Regions from separate parts of the Homo sapiens genome. Here all the other regions are linked to region 1. The links are chromatin loops, found by intact Hi-C in ENCODE. Cell type or tissue: dorsolateral prefrontal cortex. All regions are shown on one strand.

Evidence for each region. Peaks named below come from ENCODE experiments on the same cell type or tissue, not always from the same donor. Only the 100,000 strongest peaks of a DNase experiment are listed, where the experiment ranks them.
Region 2: a loop joins it to region 1, with 4 times the contacts of the local background. A loop is called at or near these places in 5 of 110 quality-filtered maps.
Region 3: it touches region 1 in a loop (5-fold over the local background); 61 of 110 quality-filtered maps call a loop at or near these places.

Annotation. Positions count from the first base shown.
Region 1 is chr7:28,851,877-28,856,876 of GRCh38, reverse strand. No RefSeq gene overlaps it. Among named protein-coding and RNA genes, the nearest start is that of TRIL, 100 kb to the left of the region's middle. RefSeq lists a silencer at 2,564-2,763. In dorsolateral prefrontal cortex, CTCF peaks have their summits at 2,325 and 2,525 (motif pointing right); DNase peaks (open chromatin) are centred at 2,496 and 2,806; H3K4me3 peaks cover 1,567 bases; H3K27me3 peaks cover 1,280 bases.
Region 2 is chr7:28,706,122-28,711,121 of GRCh38, reverse strand. The region is part of intron 5 of CREB5 (cAMP responsive element binding protein 5); the gene reads right to left. Among named protein-coding and RNA genes, the nearest start is that of TRIL, 250 kb to the left of the region's middle. In dorsolateral prefrontal cortex, no CTCF peak of the experiment used is centred here; a DNase peak (open chromatin) is centred at 2,301; H3K4me3 peaks cover 1,624 bases; H3K27ac peaks cover 4,163 bases.
Region 3 is chr7:28,296,601-28,301,600 of GRCh38, reverse strand. It overlaps a transcript of CREB5 not described here. Among named protein-coding and RNA genes, the nearest start is that of CREB5, 110 kb to the left of the region's middle. In dorsolateral prefrontal cortex, CTCF peaks have their summits at 2,531 (motif pointing left), 4,294 and 4,494 (motif pointing left); DNase peaks (open chromatin) are centred at 2,540 and 3,613; H3K27ac peaks cover 1,910 bases.

The DNA.
Region 1 (5,000 bases):
AGTTTCTGGCATTGTTAATTCAGCTCGTGTTTTCCAGATGATTAAGAGGTTAGAGGCAAGAGAAAGAAGACGATGAGGTTCCTTAACAAAGTGTTACATTCGTGGTTCTTATGGTATGCCCAAGTGTCCACACAGAGAGAATAATGGATTCAGGAGAGAGGTCCACGCTAGAGATAAGGACTTGGAGGTCAGCAGAGGTCTGTTCATCTCTCGAGGAGGGAGAATAGATAGGAATAGGGTCAGGAAGGTGGCCAATACAGAGCCTTGAACACACCTACTTTAAAATCTGGAGGAGTGGGGGTGAGAAGGAAATCCTTCTAAAGAGGGCTGAAAAGAAACAAACAAGACAAACAGGAGATAAAATCCAGACAGAGTTGTGACTGAGCCCAAGGGACGGTGTGAATCTCCAGGAGAAAATAGCCCAAGAGGTAAAAATTCATGGAGAAGCCAACAGAATATCCATGAAAGTTATCCACTTAATATAGCAAGCCATTTGCAGGCCAATGATAATTACAAAAGCCATTTCAGGACACCAGATTGTAGAGGGTGGACTTGTAGCATGGTAGGTGTTCATTAAACATTTGTTGGATTGAATTACACAGGGTTACTGCCATCCTGGAACAGGCCTTGATGCTCAGGGAAGGGGTAGATGTTAGAGAAGGAATGCGGTCTTTATTGGACATTCCAATTTGGTCTAGGACCAGTAGCCCTGGATCAATCTAGAGAGGAGGCTTCCTCTTCCCAGCCTGTTGAGTCTTTGCCAACATTTTACTGCTCTGATCCATTATCAGTGTGTCACCCCTTTGCCATGCATAGAAACAGTAAGTGCAAAGAAAATGCACTGTGGGGGTGGATGACTCAGGAGGTTTGGCAATGGATAAACAGCATTTTACCTTTAGTGGTGATAGATAGAGGGCCCGCAAGGCAAAGACTGCTGTCTGCTTCTCCTCACAGGCGTCCTCCTCCTACTGTATTTTTGTGTAGCTCCAAGCATGCCACAAGTACCCACAACAAACCATTAATTAAAGCTGGTTTCTGGTCTAGGTTTAAAAACTCCAAAGTTGTCACATGGAGGGGTGTGTGTGTGTGTCAGAGGGAGAGAGAGAGAGAGAGAGAGCTTCACTAACCTTTATAGCCACTGCCTCTCTTATTCACCCATCTAACTTAGCAGCAGGCACTGAAGCCCAAATCGAAGAAGAAACCCAGTGTGCTCTGTCCTTGGAGGTATCTCCAGAGTACAGTGTCTTGTGCCTGCCACTGCTAGACATTCAGAGAATACTGACTGACAGATAGGAGGGATGAGGTGGCATCTTCTGGCACTCTGAATTTCCTTCATACTTTTTCTGATTTGGATTGTGTGGGTTGTACCAGCTAGTGTTCAACCTCAGACACAGAACCAATATATCCATTCAGAGATGTCTTACTAGGAATTGGCTTATGCTGGCCGGGCGCGGTGGCTCACGCCTGTAATGCCAGCACTTTGGGAGGCCGAGGGGGGTGGATCATGAGGTCAGGAGATCGAGACCATCCTGGCTAACACGGTGAAACCCCGTCTCTACTAAAAATACAAAAAAAATAGCCGGGCGTGGTGGCAGGCGCCTGTAGTCCCAGCTACTCGGGAGGCTGAGGCAGGAGAATGGCGTGAACCTGGGAGGCGGAGCTTGCAGTGAGCCAAGATCGTGCCATTGCACTCCAGCCTGGGTGACAGAGCAAGACTCCATCTCAAAAAAAAAAAAAAAAAAAAAAAAAAAAAAAAATTGGCTTATGGTGTTGTGGGAGCTGCCTAAGCACATCCAAAGTCCACAGGACAGGGAGTCAGGAGGGGAAGCTAAAAAGCAGAATGGAGCTCTGGGCATGGCTGCGCTGTTGTTCATGGATGTGACCTCCTCTCTGTCTCGGTCTCTGTCTCTCTCTGGGGAGTCTTGGCTGTGCTTTGAGGGCTTCCGACTGATTAGGCCAGGCCCACCCAAGTTATCCAGTATAACCTCCCTTACTTAAAAGTGAACTGATTAATGACTTGAATGACATCATCAAACCCTTTCACAGTAACAGCTAGATTAGTGTCTGGTGAATCAATGGGAACTTTAGCTTAGTCAAGTTGACATATCAAAAAAGCCATCACATGGGGTTAAGAATAATGTTAGAGATCCTGTGGATAGGTAAAGAATAGGGTGTGTGTGTTTGTGTGCATGTGGGTGTGTTTACGCGTGCGCGCGTGTGTAGGGAGGGAGGAAGAGGGAGTTGGAAGTCTTGGGATCCTCCTTTCTCTTCCCTTTGAAGTCTCACAGAAGTCTGTCGGGGGAAGATAATTGGCGTCTAACACCTTGCCGAGGGAAACCATGCCCTGAGGTTCTGCAACCCCGACACGCTGATGGAAGAACCATGTTTGCTGGCAGAGCCCCTGGTCCAGTGCCTTAGATAGGAGGCACCCACCCCGCCGGCAGGGCTGCTCCACAGTGTTGTGCGGCATGGCGCCTGGCGCCGGATGATTTCCCCACGGCGGCGCCAGAGGGCGCCCGAACTGAGGATTCGGCCCAGGACTCCCAGAGGAGACCGGCAGGTGCGGCGACGCCCAGGACTCCCGCACGCCCCGCGGCCCCGGCACGGGCACCGCACCTTCCCTGGCTACCAAGGCTACCTCCTTCACGTGCACATTTCAGGGATGGGCAGGCCGACTCCTGGGAGCAAGGAGCTTGTCTTTGTAAAGGGCGGGAGGAGGTGGCTGCTGCGGAGGGAGGCGGCAGCCTCAGGGCCCGGGAGGCTCCGTGCCTCTCTAGTCCATGCTCTCGGCTCCTCCCTCTTACTCTCAGACCCAGGGTCAACTTTTCTTGGGGCTCGGACTTTCGGAAGGCTCGCTGTCCCAGGAGGGAGTACGGCCCCGGCATGCGCTCCCCGACTTGGCCACCGCCTCCCTGAAATCCTCCCGTGGGTGCGCAGCGTGCCCGAAACTCAGCCGAGGTGCCCCCTCTGCGCGCTCCACACCCGGGCTGCTGCGGCGTGCAGCGGGATCTGCGCTTCCCTGCCACTTAACCGCCCCTCGCAGAAGACCCTGCCCCCTAAAAAGTCAGGGCCCAAGGCAAAGAAGCAGGTCTTTTGCGTAGTTTTTGTTTTGTTTCAATCAGGAGTTTAAAAAGGATGTGTACTAATGTCACCCTTCTCTCCGTTAAACGTTCAGAATCTTAATGCAATGCTTTTTAAAAGCAATACAAATTTTGAGGGAAAGAAAAATCACTAGAGGACTTTATGGTTAAAGGTTTTAATGCAATGGTAGTATTACAAAAATAACTGGCATAGTTTTTTTTTTTTTTTTTGCAATTCTCAAAGGTGGTGGTGAACAAGGACAAAACAGATCAGACAGTTGGAAATAATAAAGAAAGGCTTCTGCGCTCATAATTTTCACTGAAAGTGCTCATAATTTGCACAACTGGAACAGTTAAACACTCAGTGAGACTGAGCAATAAACACATTTCTCACTCAAACATAGCAGAGGTCAGGGAAGGAAGCCCGTGTTCTTCTTTTCTTGTCGGATGTAGGCACCTCCCTGGCCACAGCTTATTCGTGTGGTTTTGGAAAACTCTGACAGAAATGAGTGTCTGGGAGGCTTCTCAGTTGTCAAGAGGCTTCTTATATTTCCTAAAGAAACTCAACCTAGATTCATTAAGCCAAGTCACAGAGCAAAGAGAATTAAATATTTTTCTAAGGCTGCAACTAATCCTGAAACTTATAGTGGGGGAGGGGAATCTGACATATGAAAGGTCTGTGATATTTTTATGGAAAATGTATAGAGATGTTGTGTTTAAATATCCTCAGATGAGGAAAAATGGATTTTTTTTTTGTTTTTTCAAAACAAAAACCAAATGATTTTCATCCTCCTATTCCCAGACCTCTCCTTATAGACTTCAATTAAGTATCCTAACGTCTTTTTTTTGAGTCATTTAGGAAAATACTTATATGTCAGTGAAAGCAGGGAGATCCTTTGAAAGATCTTGCTAATGTATGTTAGAGTAAGGCCAGCTCTTGTATTTATGATGGTTTTTCTTTTTCATCGAAATTGTAGGCTCACATTAAGGATTTTCCCTCCCTTTATAAACATCGGCACAGTGCCGTAACTTCCTTTATTTGCAATCAGTTATCCCATGGTTAACAAAGAACTTTTTTAGAGAAAAATGTGGCCTAATGAAATTCAGTAATTCTTTATATAAAGAAAAAAGGATCTTTTATATGCATTTTTATATGCATTAAATATATAAGCATGGTGTGTACCTGGTAAAGTTGATTTCTGCTGACGATGTAACACAGGTAAATCAACATAGGGTCTCTAGCACATTATAGGGTACACTTTATTGGGTTTTACCTTCAGGTAAAGACTTCTATTAAGAATATACAAGTGCCTGCATACCTAACCTGCCTTGTTTTCCACAGGGCTGTATACATAATCTCTTTTTAAAAATTTGTTTAATCAAAGCTTGCTATATTGAATACATTTAATTGGAATCCAGTGGTTAAAGAATATAAAAATTTACTGCTGTAGAAAAGTTTTGATTAGTGCTTTCCATTAGTGAGTGTTGTTGAGTAAACCCTCTAACAGCATATTTGAGTTCAGACAAGAACTGACTTAGCAAAACAGGTGATACTTTCAACTGTACAAATATATTATTTCCCATAAATATTCCTAATGAAAGAGGTGGTCTGTTTCAGAGGAAGTAACTGCAATGACGACTTTTAAATAATCGGAAAAAAAGTTCCCAACCTTGATAAATATGTGCACAGGGACTGAAAGGGTGAATTATTAGGTGAGGAAAGGTAGAGTCTAGAAATCCTGCCCCATGTATGTTATAAAGTAAGCTGCACAAAAGCATGGCAGATAGCATCTGTGAGCCAATGCCATTTTCCTGCATCAAGATCTTTCCCTTTCTTCTTGCATCAAAAAAGTGAATTCAAATACAAAGAAAGGATGTTTTACCCTACTGAAATGTTGCAGGCAGAAGAAAGTTTGTGCT
Region 2 (5,000 bases), 150 kb after region 1:
GTGACACAACATGACAAAGCTCCAAGACCTTGCACCATCTGGCCTCTGACCACCTCTCTCGCTCATTGCTCTGGGCCTGGTATACCTGCCATAGTGATTTCCTTTCACCTTCATGGAAGCGCCATCTGTCTTCCTGCCACAAAACCTGACATATGTAATCTTCACCACCTTCTCTGGGCAACCACATCAGACTGGAGCCCTTTCTCGAGTGCTCTCAGTATACCCTGTACATTTCTCTAGGAACATTTATCGCTATTCAATCAATGAATCAATCACTCATCAAAGATCAATTAAACAACAAATATGTGTCAGGCTTGGTGCACGCTCTCATTTTAGAAAGGAAAACTGGTTTGGCCAGTTAGATCATTTAAATAATAATTTATTTACAAATTTCCAATTGGTGTATATATAATGATAAATTAAATGTGTTCTGTAGGCTCTTAGAAGGGACCATTTCAGCTTCCTGATTTAATTCATCAATGATTTATGTTTAATTTTTAGAGATGGGGTCTTGCTATGGTGCCCAGGTGGGCTTAAAACTCCTGGGAGCAAGAAGTCCTCCTGCCTCAGCCTCCTAAGTAGCTGGGACTACAGGCACTCACCATAGCATCTAGCAATTCATTAATTTTGAGTAATTTTTAAAAATGTCTCTTCTCCCAGCTAGACAATAAACTTCATGAGTCTGATATTATGTCTACCTGTTTACTGTAGCAGATATTTCTGAAACTTAAGAGAGTACATGGTACCTAGTAGGTGCTTAATAAATATGTCTTTTATTAATGAAAACATAAATATCAAGAATCACTCTAACAATGGACATTCCAGGAATCACGTTCAATAGATATCTTCACTTACTAATGAGAATAAATTAATTGATTTACAAGTCATAAATGGAACTCCATTTTACATTAACAGCTTAATACAACTCATTTCTGTTCTTGAAAAGCATAAAAGGTAATGTGTAGTTTTTATCAACACCCCTTAAACTCAAGCTTTTAGATGAGTTCTAGACCCACTTGTTTTCACATCAATTAAATCAATTTCCACTTGAAATTATATTTTAGGCATTTCATAAGAAAAGGCCAAGGATAATTCAGGAACACTCATCTGTCTCCAATCTACACTATGTTTTAAAAATTGGATGCCTGCCCTGCAATAAGGTCGTACTTTAGAATGCTCAAAGCTGTGCGCAAGGAGGCACCAGTTACACCCACACTGTGGTCAACTAAACATCTCATTTCTGCTTCGCACGGACTTATCGATATTGACAAGGGCACTTTTGGATCATTATCACCAGGGTGTTGGAAATGAAGTTTACCACACGAGGTAAATTTGGGCCTCCTTTTTATGAATTTGGTACTACTGATGCCTTTATTTTATGGATGTAGTATCTGTTATTTTGCAAACGATAACTTCTTCTTCTTTTTTTTTTTTTAATAAAAGCCTGGCTTCAAGTAAGCCAATGGTAGTAATAAAACATAATACAGCTAACAGATCTGCATCCTGCTGGAGACTTTGCCTTGTTTTATAGCATATACACTGCATCTACTTAGGCGGAGGAGATGTTTACTAGGGCTTTCAAGCGTTTTAAACACAGAGAGCAGTAATAGGAGGGGAGATCCGAATTTATGATCATTCTGTTAAGACTATTAAAGCAAACTTTTTTTGGCTTCTTTAGTGACTGATTTCTGCACCATTAATCTGAATTAGTCATGCAGTCAGCTTGATTCATTTATTAACCAAAAACCTGGCTGGATTGGTTTCTAATGTACTATTGTCAGAAAAAAAATCCATTTTCAAAATCTGATTTTTTTTTCCTTATAAAGAGTGAAAGGCTTTTTATAAAGACCTTTCATTAAAGACCCTAAAAGCCTGAACAGTTGGCTTTACCCATAGGTCAGACTTACAGACATGAAGAGATGGCTTTTCAATCAGCCAATAACTTCCCAGTTCCATCAATTATTCATAAAGTTACACTTAGAAAAGGCAAGTAAATGCAGACCAAAAGATGAAATAAAAGATGATTTTGAACGCAACTCAAATAAGTGCTGTACATCTGACTAGCTGGGAAAAAATATCCTCAGAAAGACATCTCTCAGTTAAATTTCTTTCCGTTGTGAGTTGTTAAAAAGATTCCTCCTTGCCTCACAAGGACAAATAAGTAGCCCTCTGATTATGAGTCTTGTCATTTACATGTGATTGCTGCTTGCATTCATTCACCATAAATGAATAATTCATGAAAACATTCACTGGCGCACTTGCCTGGGTATTCTGCAGAGGCAGAGAGCTCCCTGAGCTCACAGTCACACGGAGAGCCCCACCCCCATTCTGAGCTCCAAGTCAGCAATTCTGTTTAGGTTTGAGCTTGTCAGTTAGTGTATTTTAACGAATAATCTGTGGTGGAATCCACACCTAGCACAATCTTCCAATATCTATATTCCAAATAGATGACGGAATTTTGCAGCTGAATGGCAATAGCTCCAGCAGCAAGAGACTTCCATGAAAACAGAACTCTTATAAAAGATCTATTGGATCTTCCCGGCAGCCTCTGCTTATCCCGTGCCTCCTGCAAGGCTCTTCGATTCACTGCTGCCCTCACTCATGCTCTTATTTCACCTTTTCTCGAATCTCAAGGCAGGGTCTCTTCGGCAGTTTTCAAATATCTCTCCTGGGAGACCAAATTTATGACACCCTCCACCCAGCCACTCGCTGGGATTATTTCAGCTCTTTAAAAGGCAGCGCTAGAATTTATTAGCTCCACGATACATTGGCAGGGGAGGGATGTGTCGGTGGCCCAGAGGGAGTGGTTTTCAGCAGCTGTGACTACATGCATGGACTATGCAACCTTGGGCTGCTAAAAGCCTGATTTCTCAAGTTCTATTCTTAATGATAAAGTGATAGCGTGCTGAGAGGATCACTTATTCTCCAAGGAAACATGAACAAGGAAAGGGGCATTGCCTAACAAGGCTGAGCAAACTCTTCACTGGGTTATATCCTAACAGAGAGCTTCAGGCTCTATCTCAATCACCGCTGTGATCAAATCACCAAAAACCCTGGGATCAGAGTGAGGATTCCCAAAGGGATCCTTGTCAGGCATCATGGGGAGAAGGGGGAGGTGTGGAGAATTTGGAGAAGGTTCCAGAGAAGCATGAGAAAATACTAAAAAGCCGGAAGGGAAGACTTAATGGGAAAAGTAAAGGAAATAAGACTTCTTTAGCCCATGGGGGAGACATTAGAGAAGGCTGGCAGATAATGATGATGATCTTCAAAGTTGCAAATTACTATAATCTGAGAATGGTCACCAGTTACTTTCAAACACAACTGAAGCAGAATAGTAACAGTACATCAGCAGCATGTGGATTTAACTTAGAAAAGAATATCTCCCAAGAACAAATAGTGTAAAACAATTAAATGGCTAATAGAGATTTTGAAATTTCCTCTTCTTGGGCTCTTAAAAAATAGACTTGTCCCTGTCTGACTTGCTTTCTAGGGAGAAGGAGGAAGAACTGGCAAACCTCTCGGAGTCCTAAATTAGGTCTATTATTGTCACTTATTCCAGACATAGTGGCTGACAGAAATGATAGAGATAACGCTGACTCCCATCCTTAACCAGGAAATCCAATAAGGTAGCCTTGTGGGGCTGACAGGCATAGGCTTTTGGCCGCCTCCTGGCTCTGCCACCGACCAGGAGTGTGTGATCTTAGCAAGGCATCTAACTCCTCTGTTTTCTCATTGGCAAAAACTACGTGGCTGTAATATCCATGTCACAGGTATGGCATGAGAATGACTTTAGAGAATATTTTGAGTGTGCTTAGCCCTTTGAAGACGATCAATGCATAATCTATTTAAGAGATGAGTGATCTGCTGTAGAAAATACAGTTAATACAACTGTCATTTTAAAACACAAAGTAAAGCTATATTGTTCTAAATTTGGGGGTGAAGCATTTGGGGAAAAGACCCAGAAACACCCAGCCTCTCCGAGGGGTATGGGTGTCTCCTCCATTACTGTGAGTCCCCAGTTATCCCCCATCCTCTTCTCAGGGAAGCCGGCTTTCTCTCCATGCCAGACCCCTTACAGCAGGTACCAGTCTCTCTTCTAGGCTGAAGGGAGAATATTTGAGAGCACTGAGCTTGGCACACAATAGGAGCCCCACAGAGGTTTCTTAACAGACTTAACAACGTTACCTCATGGTCCACTATCTCTTATTTCCTGGCAGCTATACCCCTATGTCACATCCATGACAGTCATCTTTTTAAGGGCTATGATAACTTGAAACACTATCCTGATTTCTAGGGACAGTCAAGCTACCACTGGCTTGAACAGGGGGTATGGGGGAAGGGTGAAGTTTCTAGGAAACTGTGTGCTCTCTCTTGTGCAACCTTCCCTGAGCTACCTTGCAAGTTCTCCCACTTTGCAAGAGCACTTATCATGAAGCAGAATTGATATTAATCTGAAACACTTAGTAAAATAGTAGCAATAAAGCTCATAATAATGATACTTGGCATGTACTTTACACTTTGCATTCAAGGATCTCAAATGGCTTTTCAACCTGGCTTTGCTATTTTCCAAGCTACTCATGGACTGGACACACAAGCAAAGAAACCACTGAGTATGGCTTCCCTGTAGACAAAATTGATTCCATTATTAGGTTCTGAGATTGACACTGTGTCCAATCTATGTACATAAATACACCTGCTACATACAAACACCCACAGATACCTACATCCTAAAGGGCAAAAGTGCTAGAAAGATTTTTTTTTTTTTGAGATGGAGTTTTACTCTTGTTGCCCAGGCTGGAGTGCAATGGCACGATCTCAGCTCACTGCAACCTCTTTCCCCCAGGTTCAAGCAATTCTCCTGCCTCAGCCTCCTGAGTGCCTGGGATTACAGGCAACCATCACCATGCCCATCTAATTTTTTGTATTTTTAGTAGAGATGGGGTTTCGCCATGTTGGCCGAGCTGGTCTCGAACTCCGGACCTCAGGTGATCTACCCGCCT
Region 3 (5,000 bases), 560 kb after region 1:
AGGATCTTATTAAAATGCAGATCCTTATTCAGTATATCCGGGGTTGGACCTGAGTCATAATTTCTAACTCACTGCTCAAAGTTCCAGAGCTTACAACATCAGCACCTCAGAGTTTGTTAGAATTGCAGACTTTCAGACTTTCGGGCCAAGCCCAGGCCTACCTTGGCAGACTCTGCATGTATAATAACAAGATCCCCAGGTGATCTGTATGAACATTTGTGTTTGAGTAGCACTCGTCTACCTCAGTTTAGGAATTATTTCCCAATGGGTTTTGGTCAACACTAAAGTTTGCTCCCACACACACTAGTCTAGAGTGAGTGGATTCTTCCCCTCATGTACTTGAAACGCATGAAAATCCCTGCCAGACAGGTTGACCACAATCCAAGGACAGCTGAAATAACTGGTTCTCTGACGTCACACCAACCTGAACAGTTCCTAATCAAAAAGTAAGCTTGAGCAACTTTTCTGTTAGAGCGGTGGTTCTCAAATCTGTCTACATATTAGAGTCACCTTTAAAAAGAGCCTTTAAAAAGATCAAAATGTAGATCCTACTGTGAACCAATTAAATCACAGTCTCTAGAGCAGTGGTTCTTAAATTTCTAAATATCTGAATCACTGAAGGAGTTGTTAACACACAGATTGGTGGACCCCAAACCCAGTCTCTGAGTCAGGGGTCTGGACCAGGGCCTGAGAATCTGCATTTATGACAAGTTCCAAGGTTTTGTGTGTCTGTGGACCATACTTTGACAACCACTATTCAGGAGTTGGCCCTGAAGAGTAGTATTTTTAAAAAAATGCCCTTCGTGAGAGTTTAATGTGCAGCCAAGTTTGATAACCACTGTCCTACAGAAAGATGAGTCTATAAAAAAATCATATTAGTTCCCTAACTCCGTGTGAAATGTGTTTCATCACATTAAATCACACACACTAATGCTCAACCAGTTTCGGCACAGACTATCCATGGTTTCAAAACGTTTTGGCAACAGGAAATGTTCACTGGGATTTTTGTTTAAATGTGTATTTTTTTTACTGCTAGTATGAAAACTCCTCAAAAGCATGGGCTGTTTTGAATGCACCTTTGTCCCCACAGGTACTACGCACAGGGGCATGGCACATAGACATGTTCAATAACTGTAGAATTGAATCTGTTTATTGTCCACCCAACACCAGCCACCTGGAGATGGACATACGCTCTGTTGAGAAAAGGACAAAATTGCCTGAAATTTTCATTTTTCACCAAGCTGCCTTGACGGCATATAAATGTAATCAAAACTCCTGAATGTTGACACAAATATTAGACAAGCAAATTATCTTCTCACAGCCCATTCAGTCAGTGTGTAAATGTGATATTCTCAATGGGAGCCAAAACTTGAGAACTAGCACCATATGAGGAAGGTGAGAAGCCTAGTTCAAGCAATCCTTGCACGGGTAATGGAGGGTCACAGTTTGACAAGGTGAGCATCCCTCCCTGTATGAGTGAAATGAAACACCTAAGGTAGTAATAAATAAATAAATAAATAAATAAATAAATAAATAAATAAATAAATAAAGCTAAAAAGCAGTATAAATAACAAAACGGAAAACAGGATGAAAAGGGCAACACATTACACAAAAATGGATCCGGAGAAATTAGGACTGACTGAATAATTACATTTAATTATCAAAATCTTAGTGGTATAGATTGATTCTTACAATACGCAACATGTAGATTCAATTTCAAGACCATGTTGATGTCCATCAAACACATTATCCAATGTGTATATTAGTTTGCCCTGGCTCCTAAACTTTGGTAACACAACATTGCAGCATTGCAAAATATATCTATCTAACATAGGGTAAATGTTAAATAAATGTTTGTTGGGTCACATTGCACAATCAATGCTAGTGAATAACACTTCCTAAGGTTTTCAGGTAGCATGAGCAAAAAACATCCAGTATTTGTCTATTCTTTTGAGGACAATAACAAAAGAATATCAGTAGCCTTGCCTAGAGCTTTCTGCAATGAGGGAAATGTTCCATATCTGTATTGTACAATATGGTAGCTAGTAGCCACATGTTGAGCAACTGAAATGTGGCTAGTATGACTGAGGGTCTGAATTTTTAATTTATTCAATCTTAATTAATTTTAATTTAAATAGCTACACATGGCTGTTGCCTACCTTACTGGACCTCCAGAAACAGGGACGAATGCCAGAGCATAAATGCTTTAGGCAGTTTCTGTCATTCTCATAACCGTGTCCAAAATCTGCCTCTTGCTCCACTCCTTGGATTCATCAGATCAAAAATAAGACAAACTTAAAAAATACTCCAGTTAATTTCCTATAGAATAACAACACAGAGGCTTCCAATGTGAAATCCACACTCTTTGAAAGGCCACAGACTCCCTCACTTTTATAAACAGTCCCAAAGTAAAAGCAATCACAATGGCCGGCAGCTTTAGTATTTATAAATCCCAGTCCTTCGGACAGAGGGAGAGGCCCTTTTAAAGCCCAGACCTCTTTAGAGACTTCCAATTGTGCCACCCAGTGGCAATACGGTTGGTTGAATTTCTGACTCCAGCAAAATCCTCTCTGGCCAAGGAAGAATCCTGCACCGTCAGGATGATAAGCAGTAAGCAGTCAGGTAAGACAGTGACGATGATGGGATGGGGGACCTAACCTGTCCATTCACACTGTGACTTTGTCACATGTATTTCCATCTTCAGTCAATCCATGCTTTGTCTTATAGCCTTTCTCAGAAGGAATATAAAACACCAGTGATCATCATCTTGGTGGGTTATTAATTGTGTTTAAGATTCCAGAAGATTGTCTCTGAATTCCTTCAGCCGGATGCATTTACATTTACATTACAAGAAATGTATCTCCCACTCATCAAATTTTATATGAAGGTGCCGGATGAGTCTTTGCCTTTGATTAAGAATTTTTTTAAATAGAACATTTAGTGAGCCAGAAACATTTGGTAACATCATTTTCTGAGGATTTAAAAACACTTCAACATAAAATCAAACGCAGATGTATAATTTGAGAGTTCATGAATCATTAGTTATGTACATTTATAATTACGCTAAACCTAAATATTTGAAAAGCCACATTAGTTTCTGGCTATTGCAGCTAATTCTCGGGTAAAGAATTTGAATGGCATTCTAGTATTGCATTTTACCTAGACTACACTGTTACAGAATTGTGTGTAGGATTAGTTGATTTTTTTTCAATTTAGAATTTCCACTCATGGGAAAAATACTCAATATGAAATATAGCTAAGCTTCTTATAGATGTAGGTTCCAAGAAACAAATGTCTAAGGAACAGAAAGTTATATAGAAACTGAAAATAGAGGAACAACACACACTGGGGCCTGTAGGAAGGTGGGTGGGGAGGAGGGAGAGCATCAGGAAGAATTGCTAATAGATGCTGGGCTTAATACCTAGGTGATGGGATGATCTGTGTGGCAAACCACCATGGCACTCGTTTACCTATGTAACAAACCTGCACATCCTGCACATGTACCCCTGAAATTTAAATAAAATTCGGAAATAAAAAAAAAGGAACTGAAAATAACCAGTTCCATACAGCATTCACTGTGATTTTAAAGTAAGCAGATGGCGCACCTCCGGCTTCCACAACTCAAGAGGCCCCAAGACTGTACTAAGTTTGGCAGAGAATCTTGCTGGAGCTCAAGATCTAACAAAATGTAACTCCAGGGGACATTTTAAAGTGATAGGAGCTGCAAATCTTCCCTGGCACAAATGCAGAGAGAGCAAGCTTAAACCTAAGAAAATGACATGAACACAACATTGGCCCACTTAGCAAGCGTTGATACTTTTGTTGGCAGTCCTAGCAGAAAGACAAAGACTGAACAAACACAATTACCCAGATTGGCACTAGGTAAGTAGTGCAAAGACCTTTGTTACTTCTTGAATTTTTTTTTATTTTTTTATTTTATTTTATTTTTTTGAGACAGGGTCTGTTTCTGTCACCAAGACTGGACTGCAGTGATGTGGTATAGTCCCAGCCTCCAAATCCTGGGTTCAAGTGATCCTCCTGCCTCAGCCTCCAGAGTAGCTGGGACTAGAGGCCCACACCATCAGGTCTGGCTATTTCCTGAGGATCTTGAAGTCCTTCTCAGAAGGGCTCCGCTCCAGTTTCTCCATTGTCATCCCCAGAGCCTGTTCTCAGCACACAATGGGAACCTAGCACATTTGTTTTTTGACAGTAAATCAGTCCTTCATTGACTCTACCACTTACTGTCTGTGTGTCCTTGGGCAGGCCACTTTCTGGAGGCTTATCTCCAGAGAAGTCTATGAATCCAAAGAAGGTACAAACAGTCACCAGAAGTATTTTGGATCTTGGGACAACCCTTGGATAAGTAGAAGAGGGAGATTTTACCAGACATGAGGCTACGTGCCAATTCTGAGTTTAGGTGAAGAAGCATATACTATAAGAAACAAGATTTGAGGTGGAGGATTCAGCTAGGAAGTCTTCCCTGAGGCCCCCAGGCGCCCCCTACTGTGCACCTTGAACATGCTTCTTTCATAGCCCTTATCTTACAGCACAGCAATTGCTTGTTTACTCCTCTGTCTCCACCAAACAAAAGTCTTATCTCAGCCATATTTTTATTCCCCACATCTAATTTAGTCACTGGCCCATAGAAGGTGACCAACAAATGCTCGTGAAATATGTTAATATGATTCAAAACACTGTCATCTAATTTCTCAAATAGCAACATCATTTGAAAAGCTCACAGTCTCTCCTTAGGATGTATTTTTTATTCAAAATAGAAATAATTTATCAACAGGATAAAACATTCAGAATTTTGTGACTAAGTAGAAATATAGCTGGAATATTCTGGCAATGGTGTAGCTGAGTCAGAGAAAAATACTGTAGCTATTAAGGAGAGACTCAGGAGAAAAATAGAAGACATAGCACAAAAGGAAGGAAGGAGAGAAAAAAGGGAGAGAAGAAGGGAGGGTGAGAAAGAGAGAAGGGAAGAAGGAAGGAAAGAA